2 separate regions of the Mus musculus genome follow, and region 1 is linked to region 2. The links are chromatin loops, found by intact Hi-C in ENCODE. Cell type or tissue: heart. All regions are shown on one strand. Each heading gives the region's core, and the rest is flanking DNA. Links, peaks and the distances in the headings are about the cores only. Region 1 has its middle 86 kb from the start of Gm26263. Region 2 holds the start of Gm2102 (predicted gene 2102).

Region 1 (8,331 bases), core at 61-8,060, 230 kb before region 2:
CATATATCATCTAAAGTTGAAAATGTCAAAAAGCCGGGAGCTCTTGGGGGGGGTGGGGGTGGGGGCCTGGTTGCTGTTCTTCCTATGGGGTTGCAAACTCCTTCAACCAAAGAGTACACATGGAGGGATCCATGGCTCCAGCTGCTATGTAGCAAAGGATGCCTTATCTAGTAATCCCTTGGTCCTATAGAGGCTTAGACCCCAGCACAGGGGAATGCTAAGGAGGTGAGGCTGGAGTGGGTAGTTGGTTGGGGAGCACCCTCATAGAAGCAGGGGGAAGGGGAAGGCGATAGGAGGGGTTTCAAGGGAAACCTGGGAGGAGGATAACATTTGAAATGTAAATACATAACATAGCCAATAAAAAATGTCAAAAAGCACAGACTGTTAATGACATGGACATTTTCTTTTTTGACAAGAGAAAAAAGATGGGCGAGTCAGCACTCAGGAGCCTAGTCTCTGATCTGGGGCAGGGACACGTGGCCTTGTTTGGAGAAGGGCAGACAGAGGCAAAGAGTGAACTGGCACTGGGAAATCTTTGCTGTAATTAGGGCCTTGAGCATACCAGGCAAACTCTTTACAGCTGAGTTACACCCTCAATCCTATTTTCAAGTTTTATTTTGAGGTAAGGTCTCAGTAAGTTACCCAGGCTACCAGACTGTCAAGGATGGCTTTGTGGCTGGGATCCTCCTGCCTCAGCCTTCCAACTAGCTGGAAGATCACCAGCTAACAAGTTTGGCTTAAATCTTAGCATTCTTAAGTGAGTGAGATTAGGCCAGACCAAAACACAACTACCTTCTTGTCTTGTTCCCGTGTACATCTGCTTCTTGATGGAGGACTGGGTCTTTTTGGAGATACTCCCAGCAAGAGTGCCAAGGCCCAGAGTAACACTTCATGCACTTGCCATTGGCTTTAAGAGGTACCACTTTATGCCAATGAGGAAATTTGTCTTTCTCTCTCTCTCTCTCTCTCTCTCTCTCTCTCTCTCTCTCTCTCTGTCTGTCTCCATCTCTCTGACTCTCCTTTCCCTCTCTCCATCTGACTCTCTCCTCTCTCTCTGTCTCTGTCTCTGCTTATATGTCGTAAAAAGGTTTAATATTCCAGAACTTCTCTTTATTTGGGAGACACCCCCCCCCCCCTTTGCTGGTAGACTGGCCTTTTCTAAACATATTTTGGATAACCCTCAAATCTCTTCTTCTTCTGGCCTCTTCCTCGTGAACTGCTTGCCTAATTAGACTAGCAGTCCTTGGTTCCCTGAGATTCCTAACAGAGTGCTTCAGGATAATGACCTCACCACGGTCTGCTTCAGCCAGATGATTGGATCTGCCATTTACCTGAGCGGGTGCCAGGAGGCAAGCGTGTACTACACTTCAGGAAAAAAACAGACTGATTTGTTCAGGTGTGAGTAGTGGTTTCTCAACTGCCTGGACCTTCCAGTTCAACAAGATGTTCCAGGAAAACAGAATTTTGGAACCAGAGGAGAGACTGCTTAATGACTCTCAGGTGGTCAAACAGGCCAGACAAGAATGTGGTCTTAGCCTCTCAGCAACCAAAGGTGTCAGGAATAGGAACCCACCCCCCACCCCCACCCCCACCCCATTGCAGGATAAGATGGGAAAAGGAGAGGAACAGGGTGGGGTCTGTGTCACAGCAGAAGTTACTGGAAAGTTCCAGAACTCAGTCCTGAGCAAAAAAGACAGCACAACAAGCCAGCACCCCATCTGTCTCAGATTCCTGAAGATCTTATCAGGGTCTGCCCCTGATATTTTTCTCTTTACATTCCTGCCTCTCCCCTGCCACCTTCTATTACTTTATCTCTCACTTGAAAAGGTTTCATTGTTTAATAATCTGCTGCGTTTCTACTAACGAATCCCGTCCAATTTTTTTTTTTTTTTTAATTTGCCAAGTCGAGTTTGCCCTTACAACGACTTTCTCCCGCATTTTGCCCTAAATAGACATGACCAACTCAGGCTGCACAGGAGAGCGTACCTCCAGGGACCCCACAACCTAGCTCTGGTGAGCTGTTTAGCTGTGTTCCAAAAACTGCATTTGATTCCAAAACTTTCAAAACTACATTTTATCCAAAAAAATCCCTCTCCTTCCAGCTGTGGTTTTAAATTTGTCCCTACTCTGAAAAGGGGACAAAGGATCATTAAGGGCCAAAGAAAAAGATTTCCAGGACAAGACACCCTGGTTCCAAGGGTCCCTGGAGGAACGCCAGCTTACAAAGTTACTGACTTTGTAAGCTTGATGGCCATGCGATGGACAAAAAGAGACAGAGACTGAATCTGAATCTCCATACTGAGATGTACAGAGATCGTGAAAAGTCCTGCTATGAGTGGGAAAGAAGAGAAACCTATCAGCAGGGCAGAGTGAGGAATTCTAGTCTCTGCCCATGTTTTTTTTTTTTTTTTTCCCAAGAGCTTTATTATAAATAAGGTTCCAAAGATACCGGAGCTAGCTGAAATATATCGCCCTCAACAAGCAGTCTGTCTGAGGTGGGGAGTGCGTGCACAAACTAGTTTGACTCTTTTGACATGTATGAAAATCACTTTAGTTCTAAGAACAGATTAAATTCACGACTGCTTTCTCCTCTCCTAGATATTGCCAAACAACTGGCTTAAATGATTTTTTTCCACCGCTCTCTGAGCACAGGATAAATAATCATACAAATATTAAGAACAGCAGAAAGAAAGGCAATAATGCCTGGGGAATTCGAATAAGGTTGATCCAATGCCTGCAGCAGTGGCTTTGAGACTTAGAGGAGAGGTCTTAGAAAACGGAGCAGCACCATTCACTGCATCAGTCCTGGGTCTCAGCCAGGACACCAAGCCTTGTATTCGCTTTACAACCTATTAATAGTATTTCTTATTTACCTTACAAGGACATCTTAAAGAATAAAGTGGTGGTCTGAACGCACAGGCAAGAGAAGTTCTGTAAGCACAAGAGTGAATAGTGGCTAGCTTCATATCGAGATTCCATTAATCTAGCTTAGATTTAGATATCATCCTTTAGTCAAGCGTAGGTTCCCTAAAAGGAGAATGCATTTAGTCTGCTAAGGAGAGGAAACAGGGGGGTAGGGCTAAGGAGGACATTTGTACTCAATTCTAAAAGCAAGACTAACATTGGACTAATTCAAACAATGAGAAAAGTTGGTCCTAAGTAGAGTATAGTAGGATTGATATAGACACTGAGACTTTTAACTCACTACTTACCACCTGAGAGGCTGTTTAAAAATAGATTTTTAAGACTCTTATTGAAAGTCCTTGCAGTGAAAAACAAAAACAAAACAAACAAAAACAAACAAACAAAAAAAAAACTTTGAATGAAAAGATGTTTAACAAAACATTCTCAGAGCAGAAGGGGGATAGTGGAGACAGATCTGTTCTCTCCTAAGCTGAGCAATTGCATCACAGATTCGCACCTTATTATGTGCCTCAAATCATGGTGCTTCTTTCCCAAAAAAATCAGTAGAGGACACTTCTGCAGCGATCTCAAAAGCTATTTACATACTAGAAAATACAGAGCCGCACCTCACCCCTCCGGCACGAGGTTAAGGTGGATGAAGAAAAACAGTAAATGCAAAAATAGCTATTATCATGAGATGGAAGAGGTTTTTCTCTCGATTAATATCATTTCTTTATTTTTCATTTTTCACCTTTTAAAGAAATGTAAGGGGTAGGGCTGTAGCTCATATGCTAGCCCAGTGTTGAGTAAAGTTTTGGACTTTACCCTAGTACTACTGTCAAGCAAAACCAGACAGAAACAAAATGAAAAGGTGTAATTGCTACATCAAAGCAGAAAAAAGAAGAAAGAAAGAAAGAAAGAAAGAAAGAAAGAAAGAAAGAAAGAAAGAAAGAAAGAAAGAAAGGAAGGAAGGAAGGAAGGAAGGAAGGAAGGAAGAAAGAAAGAAAGAAAGAAAGAAAGAAAGAGGGAGGGAGGGAGGGAGGGAGGGAGGGAGGGAGGGAGGGAGGAAGGAAGGAGGAAGGAAGGAAGGAAGGAAGGAAGGAAGGAAGGAAGGAAGGAAGGAAGGAAGGAAGGAAAGAAAGAAAGAAAGAAAGAAAGAAAGAAAGAAAGAAAGAAAGAAAGAAAGAAAGAAAGAAAAAGAAACAATATTTTGGACAAGGGAACTAGAAGTCATTGCCCTATCCTAAAAGTAGCAGCATCCTGCCCTGGTTTCAGTTACTGTAGTTGAAAACCACCTCCAGGTTGTAAGAATGAGACAGATTGGGCCTCTGAAGAAAGATTTGAGAGGTTAAATATGTTTCGTCTGGGACAAAGATTCTGATCTGATCTCGTTTCAGTATTCGGATGCTGGCAGCAGATATACCAGGCCCAATGAAGAGACCTGTCTTGTCCACTCAGAAGCGATAAGAAACTGCAAAAAGAGGGGGCTGCATTTAGAAAGAATTCCTCTCAAGGATAATTAGATGTTTATTCCAGTTTTAGTCTGAGTGACAGGATTACGGTCCCCTCCCCATCTGTAATCCACGGAGAATAATGTCTGCTGTATACATTTTAATGGCTACAACATCTGTAAAATACGTTGAGCCTTTGAGCCCTTCAGATGAAAGATGCTATGTGAGAGTAAAGAATTACTGTTATTATTTTTGTCTCTTGTCTTCCCGATTGCTAGGAGTCCTCCCGGTGACATTTATGAGACCCCTCCAGCCAGCCAGCAGCTCCACAGCACTGTGCTCCATGATAGTTTAAATCCTTTAGGTGGTTCTGATTGGATGCAGAACAAGAGATGCTTGGATGTTAATTGTTTGTCCCGAAGGAAGTGGAAGTAGTCACAGCATCTGTCCAGGGCTCAGGGATCAAGGCTTTTCCTAAAGTCGACTTCAAGGGGTTGACCTCATAGCCGTGGCGCGTTTGATGGCTCTTGTTTTTCCATTCCTTTTGAACATCCTCGGATGTCCGGATCTTAAGCATTCGTTCTCCTCCTGTCGTTTGTGATTTATGAGTTTGTATTTGAATTCAACAAACACCAGGGAGGTACCATTTATTCTGTGGGTACCTGATCGAGGGTATTTGAGGGCTCTTAACGCACATTATCCTCGTAATTTTTGTTTTCTTGTACTTCTCGATAACATTTCCCCCTTATTTAACAATGACATAATTACTTTAACAACTATTTTATTTGAGGTACATGTGTGTGTTTAAGTGTATAGGTTTGTATATGCCATGGCACATGCATAGAGGTCAAAGGCAGCTCATGGGAGCTGGTTCTTTCCCATCACCATATGGGACTCCCTCCCTTCCACTGTGTGGTCCAGGTTAGAGGACTGTAGCCATGAGGCTTGGCAGCTCACACCTTTCCTTACTGAGCTGGCTCTCAGGCCCCACATGCTTTGGGGTTTTATTTCTTAACTTTGCAGATGTAAAGTTTTAAAGTTGGGCCAAACCATACAAATTTATGAATCTCGGTATTCTAAGCAATCAGATGGCCGACTTTATTCTTCCTCAGGGCTTATCTCTTTTACTGGATGTAAGCAGACTAACCTTAAACTCAATGTGATTATATATACACATATACATATGTGTGTGTGTGTGTGTGTGTGTGTGTGTATTGTAGATTATTAGCCTTTCTGTACAAATGCTCAGAATAGCTGGGTGGTCTGCCCTCTGGAGGGAGCATGGGCCTTCACACTTTACCTCCCCTCACTTCTATGCCATGTGCACCTGAGATGAATGCCATCCTGCGAGGGTTACTTGGGGGAACATTTATCTCTTGCTACTTACCCAGTCCTGACCATAACAGAGATGGAGAGAGCAGGTTATCTGACTGATGCTACAGTTAAGGGATACCCAGAAGGATTAAAGTTGCCCTGGATCTGGTTCAGATATATACAAGATGAAGAAACAGAATCCCAGTCTAATAGCAGCATCCTACCCCAGTCTCCCTGTGGCACATCTCTCTCTCTTTTATTTATCGATCTTCATAGTGGTATAGCTTTATGCTGAACATATTCTCCTATTAACCTGACCCCCCACCTCATCCTCCCATCCGTTCCCTTTGACCATCTAGAGAATTCCACTTCAACTTTCACTTCCTTATGCACAGACATTATTATAGCATTGTGTGTGACCAAATAGAATCTAGGAGCCACAGACAATTTAAAAAAGAACATGATATTTGTTTTGCTTTGTTTTTGAACAATGTCTTGTGTCTTGACCTCAGCGAGTATCTGGATGATGCTACTGGATTCCACACTGATGGTCCAGATAGAAGGGAATTCGGGGGGTAGTCTAAGATCAAAAAACTGGCGTTCCTTCCACCAGTGGCTATAAATCAACAATAGCTCCTCAGCCAGGGTAGACTTCATGAGTCTCTCCCCAACTCATGCTGGGATTATAGCTTGTGTTAATCTTAACATGCACCCAAGGTTTTTTCCTCTCTCTCTCTCTCTCCCTCTCTCTCTCTCTCTCTCTCTCCCTCTCTCTCTCTCTCTCTCTCTCTCTCGCTCTCTCTCTCTCCCCTTCCTCTCTCCTTCCTCTCTCTCTCCCCCTCCCTCTGTGTGTGTGTGTGTATAGGAGAGAGAGAGAGCGAGAGAGAGAGAGAGAGAAAGAAAAACAGATAGACAGACAGAGACAAAGATACAGAGATAGAGAGACAGAGATAGAGGCAGGACAGAGAGACAGAGACATCATGTCAAAGCACAGCGCTGTCACATCTGGCAAATACTTATTCTTTGTAGATATCCAATGCCTCTGGCTCTTAAAATTCGTTCACCTGCTCTTCTATAATTATCTCTGAACTTTGAGGGGACAATATAGACACCCAATTCAGAGCTTTGAAATCTCGTATTTTCTGCATGTTGACCAGCTTTGGATCTCGTCTTAACTGCCATTGACTGTAAGAAGCTGCTCTGACGAGGGTTGAGGGATGAGGAACAAGATGGCAGAAACGTACACAGTGAGGCAAGCGAAGAGCCCCTAGGGGCATCAATAATGGAAGGACCAACAAGCAGACTTGGTAAGAGTGAGAGCAGCATCCTGTGGAAGCAGTCCTGCCTGTAGCATGTGGTGCCCTGAGAGCAGCAGGAACACTCTGTGCTGGTCCCATCCTGGCATCTCTGACCCTTCCCACAGCCAAGTCATTGCCTCATTCTGCTTGCTTGCTGTCTAAATATGTGTTCTGCTGTTCAGATGTGATACCACAGACCTGCTAAAGCATAAACAATAGACAATTATTTGGCTCGGGCTCCTGGTGGCTGGGAAGGTCAAGAGCAATGTGGAAGCATTTGATGAGGGAGGGGCTCTATACTGTGCTACCATGTGACAGGTGAGCAAACAGAAGACAGAGGTCAGGAGAGGGGAGAACTTACAGCGAAAACACTGGCACAATGGCTGACAGGTGACTATAGTATTCTAATAGTGAGAGGAGAGTTCTCTCCACAGATTCTGAAAGGGAACATTTAAACCACTGCAGTCCCAATGGTTGCTTTTGAGCCATTTTGTTTCCTACTCATAATGCAGTAGAAAGTTACAGTCTGGTAAGATTTATCTTCCTGCCTTTGTCTCTACTACACCTTTGTCCTGGAAGTCTCAGCAAATCTCTTTTAGAGGACTTTAGAAGCCAAATCTAGCTCTTGTTTCTTTGTCTCCACCCCAGCCTCAGAAAGGATGACCTCAGAATCCCGGCTGACAGTTATATACAGTTATATACAGTTATAAACAGTTATATACAGTTATATACAGTTATATACAGTTATATACAGTTATATACAGTTATATACAGTTATATACAGTTATATACAGTTATATACAGTTATATACAGTAATAATATACCCCTTGGTTCCAACAATCCTTCTCACTCATCTTCCCACTCCAGGGACCATAGTCAAGATATTCACACTGCCGAGAACATCCTCCCCCATCTTCATCCCTGTGTGTTTTTAATTCCTCTAGGACCGCCATCAGCATGCCCAGGCATCTTGAGCTGTCCAGTTTGCTTCATGCTCTCATGGTGTCTTACTTTCTTACAGAGCCCATCCCCCATCAACCTTCTTCCTGTGCTATTGGTTGTCTCTCCGTTCTTCAAATGCAACTCTTTTTTTTTTTTTTTTTGAGGGTATGGACTTTGTATTAAATCTTTGCATCTTCTGCTCCCAGCCCAATAGAGCAAGGAAGTGAGTGAGTGAGTGAGTGGTAGCAAATTCAGCAGAAGGAAATGTGCAGAGGGCTAAGGGGAGGACTTGATAATAAGAATGCTTGCTTTGTAAGCACAAAGGCCAGAGTCTTATCTACAACAAATATCAACATTATTTTTAAAGCCAGTCATGAACAAGCATGCTTGTAAACTTGGGACCAGAATTGGGAAATAGAGA
Region 2 (8,331 bases), core at 298-8,297:
TGGTACTCTCCCCCACACACCACAAATAAACAAGACTTCTGTGGACAATTTTAAACACCAGGAAGGATGGATAGTGGTCCAGTAACTGGGAACAGGTAGTAGACAGAGCAGAACTCTCTGTAAAAGTGGGATTAGAACCTTTAATGAAAGCAACAACACAGGTACTTTAATCTTTCATATCCAGGGCATTTTAGCTGCTACTTCTCTGAGTACAAACCCTCCTGCCAACCTCTTGAGGCAGGGGTGGGTGACTCTTTAACTTCTCCTCAAATTTTACTGTTGAAGAGCCTGAGGTTCAAAGAGGTCAGATGATATCCCAAGGTCTTTCCAAATAAGGTGAAAGCAATCCTCCAGACCTATCAGCTGGCCGCAGGAGATCATGTGTCTGGAGTCAGGAGGTCTTCCAGTTTCCAAAAGGCTGTGCAAGATAGACTAGATTTCATTTTGCTGGACCTTCCTACTCTGAAGATGGAGCTGTACCCAACCCAAGACTGACTCAGTCTCCTCTAAGATGCTGAGGAGAGAACTGCCATGGCAAGGTACTTCCTGTCATCCCAGAAGCCCTCTAGACAATGAAGATATTTCCAAACCCCTGCTTTGTCTAAGGTGTTGTTGTGCCAGGCTTTTCCATAAGTGGAAGCTAAGTTCTGTTAGTAGTGTAGATGTTTAAGACGTATCTAATACAGGCATGATGGCACACACCTTTGATTCCAGCACTCAGGAAGCAGAGGTAGGTGGATTTCTGTGAGTTAGAGGCAAGGTCTAGGACAGCCAGGGATTCTAGACAAAGAAACCCTATCTCAAAAAAGACAACAACAAAACAAACAACACAAAAGGCATACATATTGGTTTGCACAGTGGAGATGAATTCTTGCTATACTAATTACAATCTCTGTAGTGAAGGTAAGGAAAGGGTCGATAAAAGATATATATGAGTATAAAAGTAACAAAGGATTCTGGGTGAATGGTTTAATCAAATCTGCAAAATGGAAGAGGAGCAGACAAATGTTTTGGTTTTTTTTTGTTTTGTTTTTTTGTTTGTTTGTTTTGTTTTGTTTTTTTTGGGGGGGGGTGGTTCAAGACAGGGTTTCTCTGTAGCCCTGGCTGTCCTGGAACTCACTTTGTAGACTAGGCTGGCCTGGAACTCAGAAATCTGCCTGCCTCTGCCTCACAAGTGCTGGAATTAAAGGCGTGTGCCACCACGCCCGGCTTGTTGTTTTTTGTTTGTTTGTTTGTTTGTTTTTATCACCTCATTTTACCAACCCTCTGCTTCTGGTAAGAAAGTTAAAAATTAGCAACCAAAGCAAGGTCAGCCAAGGTGGAAAAAAAAAATCTCTCTTTGGGCTGAGCTACAAATGGCATCTATTTGATTTTCAGCAATTCTAACTCAGTTTCCAAAAGAAATTTACATGTGCAATGCGGAGGGGGGGGGCAAAATGTGGCTCTTATTGTGAAGGAGGCAACTCCCAAGATGCACTTCTCCTGTATGAGAAACCGTTCAGCCCACATCGCTGGTTCGATTCTGTGGATCATAAGTGAGCTATAAGTAAGAAGCCAGCTGGTCTCCAAGTAACTCTAGGCAGACATGTAGGCTGCCAGTTGAGGGGAATGAAATGACAAACACATGTTTGTGTACAAATGGCCACACCCACAAAGCCAAGGTCTGTTACCAGTGTGCATGTGTCATGTATGTACATACACACACACATGTACGTGTGTGGATGCATTTTTGTCACAGTGATTGTAGACAGAATGTCTACACAGGAGGTAAGGGTGAATAAAACATAAAAGTAAATATGAAAGCAGCACGAGTTGTTTGGAGTACGTAAGTCACAACTCACCTCCGAAATATGACTCTTATTTGGGACAAGACACTGGTCACAGAAACCAACAGCAGTGTGATGTCAGAGTCTAGGTTTTGTGCCTGTTAAAGGGGACTAAACAGTTAGGGTGGCGTTCAGGAGAGTTCTTCAGGGGGTCTTATTAAAGCTCAGAAGCTAGATATGAGTCTCAATGGTTAAACTCATTGGAGGACCAAGGTTTAGAGTCCCAGTAAACTGTCACAGCCCCCATGCTTTCTCACACTTGGTCTGTAACTCCAGTTCCAGGGGATCCAAGGCCTCCTTCTGGCCTCCACAGGCACCAGGAAAACACACATTGCACAGACATACACTCACCCATACAGATAAAAAAAAAAAAAAAAAAGATGTCTTTTTTTAAAAAGCTCAGAAATACAAAAAATGCCCATCGTAACCAGCTACACTCTCATTTGTGAGTGATTTTTCTCTCCGATGCTCAATCAAAATCTGCAGTCGGGAATTTGGACGGAAACATGTCCCCAAGGAATAGGGGACTCTGCAAAGAGCTTCATCAGGAGATAAAAATGTACCAAAGCCCAGGATGTCTTATTTTCTATAAACACTTCCTGTTTTTATTAAGACAGCATAGACATATAACACACCATATTGTGGTTCCTAATATCGAAGCCATGCTACTTTTGATAACCAATAAATTAGCCCACTCATGTGATAGATATAAATGCTTCACTGGAGATAGTTAATACAGAGGCATCATGCAGGCTTCATAATACACGAGGAAGAACAGCACACCCCCAGGGGCATCAGTGACTTTTCTTTTCACAGCATGAAAACCATCTTTTCCCAATTTCCAAAAGGTGGAATGAGGCATTTGTTTTCACACAAAATACATTTTAGATCCATGGTTTTTTTCTTTTAAAAAGGCAATCCCATCAGGTGCTGTACACACTCACAAACCATTCCTTTAGTCTCAAAATCAGGTCGACATGTATTTTTTTTTCCTATTTAGTGTGGATATTCCAGTGATTCCGTGGCAACAGAAAGTTAAACTCAAAATATTCTAAATGTACATTATCTTGATAACCAGAGGCAGCAACACTTTCATTTTATCTTTGGGCGTTATTATATGTGTTTTCATGTAGTTGAAAGTTATTGTTTCACAGTATAAAATCTTGAATTACTAACACACCTTGATTTTCTGCTTACTGTTTTGAAATGTGTTTGGGTCAGAGGTAAGAGAGAAGTGACACCGCTCAAAACAACTTCTGGAGACCTTAATGTGCAAAACTTCCAGATTTATATATTCAAAAATAAATTATTTTTAGTGAAATTGGGGGTGGGGGAGTGTCACGGGAAAAGGGGAAGCTTATAGTTTATACTCTGAATAAATAGCTTTCAGTGTCTTCCAGGCGGGGGCAACAGTCAGTCAGTTTTGAGAGAAGGGAGGTCAGGCTCTTTAAGCTCCCTGAGTCGAGTCCGGTTACAGAAGATGAAAATGATTGCCTGGCAGTAACACTGTGAATAAAACAACCGCAAGCCTCCAGGAGATGGGACTTCTGGGCTTGGCTCCAGCCACCAGGCGGAAAGCAGCGGATCACCAGCGAGTGCGCGCTTGAGGGAGATCTGAGACTGCCCTGGACGCGCATGCCCGCTGAGCACCTGCCCAGCTCCGCACAGACGCCGGCTAGGGCAAGGTCTAGCCTGACGCTCAACTCTAGGCGCGTGGATACGGACTGTTCATCAGTCTCTGTCCTCCCGGGATCTCTGAGATTTGAGTTTACATCTTATTCATTTTTCCTTCAGAGGACTCAAGTCCATTCACAACTGTTGCGGAGAAGCGCGCGCGCGGTACTCCTAAATGAGCGCCCAAGTCCTAGGCTCCAGGAATCCGCTTTCTGCACATCCTCAGGCTATGGGGTAGGGACAGTCACACACTTTGGCCAGCGTGGGAGTGACGCATAAAGCAGAGGTTTGGGTAAACGGGATCCCCCCACACACCAGCATCCCTTTCTCTTCTGTTTCCCTCTCACCGAAGGTAAAGGAAATAGGGAACAGAAAGACCAAGAGGAGGGAAACTGAGGCTCCGCAGTGATTCAGTGGTCCGCGGTAACAGACGAAGTGGGGAGAAACCCCAGCTCACTGAATCCAAAACTGGATCCTATGGGGACGCTGAGAGTAGGCGACGCACCAGGAGCCGGGTGTGACTTTCCCCTACGTATCGCTCCTCCGGGCGCTGCCCAGAGCTGCGGCTGCCCGCGCCCTCGAACCACTGCCGCCGCTTCCAGCGGAGCCCGCGGCCGCCCCCTCGGGCCGGTACTTGAGCCAGCAGATGATCCAGGTGACCACCACGGAGAAGAGCGCTAAGATGCTAGCCACGGACAGGCAGATGGGTCCCACGGGCGAGGGCGAGGGCGATCCGGTAGCTGGGGCGGGGCCGGGGGACGAACCGCTGCTCGGGGATCCCCCACCCCCGCCGCCGCCGCTGCCGCTGCCGCCGCCGCCACCGCCACCGCCGTAGTGGTTGACGAAGATGAGACCGGTGAACAGCAGCACCACCATGGAGAGGAATGAGAAGACCACGCACACGCAGCCGGCGGTGAGCGCCGCCCGCTTGCAGTTCTGACAGCTCTCGTAGGCGCCCGGGGCGCGGAGACCAGGGCGGCCCCGAGATCCCGGGGCGGCGTCCTCGGCGGGTGGTGGCGCCGGCTGCGGCGGCTGCGGGGCGGGGATTGGCGGCGGGGCGGCGGTGGGCGCGGGGCGGCGGGAGGCCAGCGGCGGGAGGCGGTCCTGGGGCAGCGGATCTTGTGCGGCGCGCAGAGCCAGCGGGAAGGCCTCAGCGAGCTTGGTGTTGTTGGGCAGGCCGTGAACGCGGCTGTCCGGCAGCGGCGTGCGGTGGCGGCACACCGGGCACGCGATGGCGCCGGGCGGGCCGTGCCAGGGTGGCGGGCGCGGCGCGCGCTCAGGGACCGCGCTGGAGGCGGCGGCAGCGCGGAGCTGCAGCTGGCTCAAGCACTCCTGGCAGAAGGTGTGCAGGCATGCCAGCAGCTTGGGGGCGCGCCGGTCCGCGTCGAAGTAGTTATAGCAGATTTTGCACTCGTAGTCCTCGAGCGGAGGGAGGCTGGAGACGCTCGCAGCAGCGTCCCGGACTCCCGTGTCCCCGTCGTCGCGAGCTCCAGCCGCAGTACCCCCAACTCCGTCTCGGCTCCCGGGACTGCTGCTCCTGCTCTGGGTGCTGCCGCCGCTATCGTTCGCAGGCGCTGCCATGGCATGATACGCCCCTCATCGGGGGCTAGGTGAGGCACCGTCCTCCCCCTAAGCTGCCGCCCGGGCTCAGGGCGGGGAGGAGGCGCTTCTGCCTCCCCCCTCTGACTGCTGTCGCCTGGCAGGGGAGGTAATCGCTGGCTGCTGCGCCCCCGCCCGGCCCTCTGGTCCACCCACCCCACCCCACCCCACCCCAGTGCGGATGCTCTTAGTCCTTCCAAGTCCAGGGGGCCTGACTGAGGCACCCTTAATCCTCTCTACCTAGGTATCCTGACAACTTTCTGTATCCGTTTATGTTGGACTTAAAAATTGGGGTTCAGGTGGGCTTGGAAGTGTTGCAGGAACGTACTAGGGGGTGCGGCTGCTTTAGGCTGCTCCGTTTTGCCTGTACACACAGCCTCTAAAGATGGTGTGCTACTGGGACCTGCTTTTTCCTTTTTCCACTTCCTCAACATCACTCCTCCCACCCCTCCTTTTTATCTGATTTCTCCTTCCTTGTCTGGGGCTAGGTCCCAGGAGAAGTCTCCTCTCCCCCCTACCAGCAAGTGCTCACCGTGATGTAATGCAGGACCCGCGCAGGGAGGGGAAGCGGCGGCCTCGGCAGCCTGGCAGAGGCGGTTCCTTCCCCGACTGAAAATCGTGATCTCATGTCTCAGTCCAAGGGCGAAAGCCAATAATTCCCAAGCCATTTACGCTTTGCACTTTTATTAGCAGGGCCCAGGCGGCGGTGCAGGGCTCATCTCAGAGTGGAAGCAGAGAAGGGCATTTCCCCCCTTTGGAGGAAATTTGGGAACTGGATAATTCCCCTTTCTTCCTTGGAAATGTTGCTTCCTGAGTTTAAGGAGAGAAGACAGATTGGGAGCAGAGTCCAGCTGTTTTCCTGGCGATGACCACTGTAGATGCAGCTGTTTCTAGTACCAGGCGGTTACAGAGGCAGAGAGAGGGAGAGAAAGTAGTTGGCAAGGAAATTCACACACTGAAAAGCCCAGTTTCAACGCAGCTGCTAGCCTCGCCCATCTCCTCCTTCATGTGCCCACTTTAACTTTAATCATCAGGATGCAGAGAGCACAAAACTCTCGACCTAATGAAAACGCCAAGGTTTAGGGAATAGAAATCCACAGGGACAAGTCAACAAGATGTAGCTCAGTACAGTAAGGTACAGAAGGGTTTGGGTACAGCCTGCCTTGGTGATATTTAGATATTCTTAACTTCTCCTTTCCTGGTCTCTCCAGGTGCCCCCTCCTCTGCCCTGTGAGGAGGAAAATGGCCACTTGTCTCCCCAGTCGGTAAAGAAGGGGGAGAAAGATGGCTTTGTAAAATTTTTTTCTCTTCTCTTCCCTCTTCCTTCTTCCTGACCATAGGAACACTGCAACTTCTACCCTGTCTCTGAAGATCACACGTTTCCGTGGGAAATAGCTGAAACAAACAAACCAAATCATGATGACTGGGAAGCACAGTAAAGGGAGAGGACAGAAAGAAACCCTGGAAGAGTCAACAGGAGCCTGATGAAAAGGCTGGGGATGCAGCTTGATTGGTCATTTGGGAGAGTGCTGGCACACAACCCCAATGGCACCCCCAGCAGCCTGTAATTCGAGCATTTGGGAGGTGGAGGCAGGAGATTAGAGATTCAAAGCATCATCAGCTACATATGGAGTTTGGGGCCAGGTGTACATGAGAATGCCTCCAAACATAAAACAAAAGAAAATAAGTTTCTGGGGTGGGGGGATTCTAAACAACTATGACATTCCTGGAGCATTTGAAAATAAGTATATTTTTACTCTATGTGAATAGGGAGTGTACTATGTCTTAAATGTAAGGCCTTGTGTTAAACTTGTTTTAAAATGTTAACTTTCTAGTTTCCAGTTTTCTAATTATTATTTGGGGCAATATTGCTTTTAGATATCTGTGATGGGGACAGTAATGAGAGGTCAGGATCAGGGGACAAAAAGATTATCCCCTGGCTTTGAAAGGTTGCAGACTGACTCAAAGCTAACTGGAGCTTTAGAAGTCTTTCTGCTCCTCAGGTGTCTACTTTTCGCATGTGTGTCTCACACAGTTTCACACCGGGATCTTTAAGTTCTGATTAGGTGTGTGCTATGCTTACCACACTGCTCAGACCTTGAAAGAGTGTCTCAGGGAGGTGCACAGAAGCAAGAGGGCTAATTTGCATCTGTACAGCCCTCTTCACCCAGCCAGCATCATGCCGAAGGTGCACAATCCTTCACGTAAGAACCCCGAAGACCTGTGTGTTAGGACATAGGAACATAAGATGTGTTTGGGCAAAGCACATAAGCTTTGCAGCTATAGCCTGTCGTGATTTTCATCTTACACCAGGCTTTCTCACACCAGCGCTACTGACATTTTGGGCTGGATAAGTGTTTACTGCAGGTGCCATTCAATGATGACCAATGTGAAGTGGTGTCTTTGGCCATTACTCATTTGAAGTCAATAGTGAAGCATTCCAGCTGTGACCATCAAAACTTCCCCTCCACCACCAGAAACAAAGCATCCCTGGCTGATACAAAGACCACAGATTTGCTTTACTTGAGCTCTGAACCAGATCTTCCAGCTCTTATCCAATGTAAGCAAACAGCGTTGCCAAGGCATTTATCAGGCTGTGACCATGTCTCCTGTGTAGCTCATGATGATTTAGGTCCCAAAGTACGGAACAATCTTTGAAAGACACGGGTATAAGACTGGCCCATACTTTCTGTCAACAATTACAGGACTTTGGTTAACAATGACAGAATTTACTATGTTTGGATAGGTTTTTGGGGTTTGGTTTGTTTTGTTTTGGGCACGTATCCCAAACTATAACTCAGGCTGGCCTGGAACTCACTAGTGCCCAACACAGCAATCCTCCTGTTTCAGCCTCCCAAGTATTAGAATCACAGGCACAAACTACCACCCCCATTGTGATACCATTTTGATGGGAACACAGCATCCCAATTATTTTATATCTTCAGAAGAGATGTTCATCCTTAGGACTCATAAAGGTGTTGTGTAAGGACTTCCTTGGGTCAATGAGGAAGGTCTGTAACATCCAGAAAGTGTTTGGTAGGCCACAGGCACCTGACCTAAGGAACCATGAAGCCCAGTGCCAGCCATATTGTCTGCAAGAGTAAACATAAAAGTGTGGTCATGCTGGGACCTGGAATTTTCCTGGGAAGAAAACTGCTGAACTGGACCTTAAGTCATCACCAAATAGCTCAATATGCGTGCCAGCTTTTGAATTGGGTTTACCAGAATCCTG

The links. Hi-C counts contacts between places; a loop is a spot of excess contacts. Peaks named below come from ENCODE experiments on the same cell type or tissue, not always from the same donor. Only the 100,000 strongest peaks of a DNase experiment are listed, where the experiment ranks them.
Region 1: a loop joins it to region 2, with 2.8 times the contacts of the local background. A loop is called at or near these places in 7 of 42 quality-filtered maps.

Annotation. Positions count from the first base shown.
Region 1 is chr1:77,980,367-77,988,697 of GRCm38, forward strand. No RefSeq gene overlaps it. Among named protein-coding and RNA genes, the nearest start is that of Gm26263, 86 kb to the left of the region's middle. In heart, for the core only: no CTCF peak of the experiment used is centred there; no DNase peak of the experiment used is centred there; H3K27me3 peaks cover 311 bases.
Region 2 is chr1:78,212,561-78,220,891 of GRCm38, forward strand. It overlaps Gm2102 (predicted gene 2102), which reads right to left and starts at 5,710. Exons shown (of 2, transcript NM_001378660.1): 1 at 5,632-5,710; 2 at 2,404-5,196. The coding sequence starts at 5,081. The coding sequence ends at 4,029. In heart, for the core only: a CTCF peak has its summit at 4,867; no DNase peak of the experiment used is centred there; H3K4me3 peaks cover 2,889 bases; H3K27ac peaks cover 711 bases; H3K27me3 peaks cover 7,499 bases.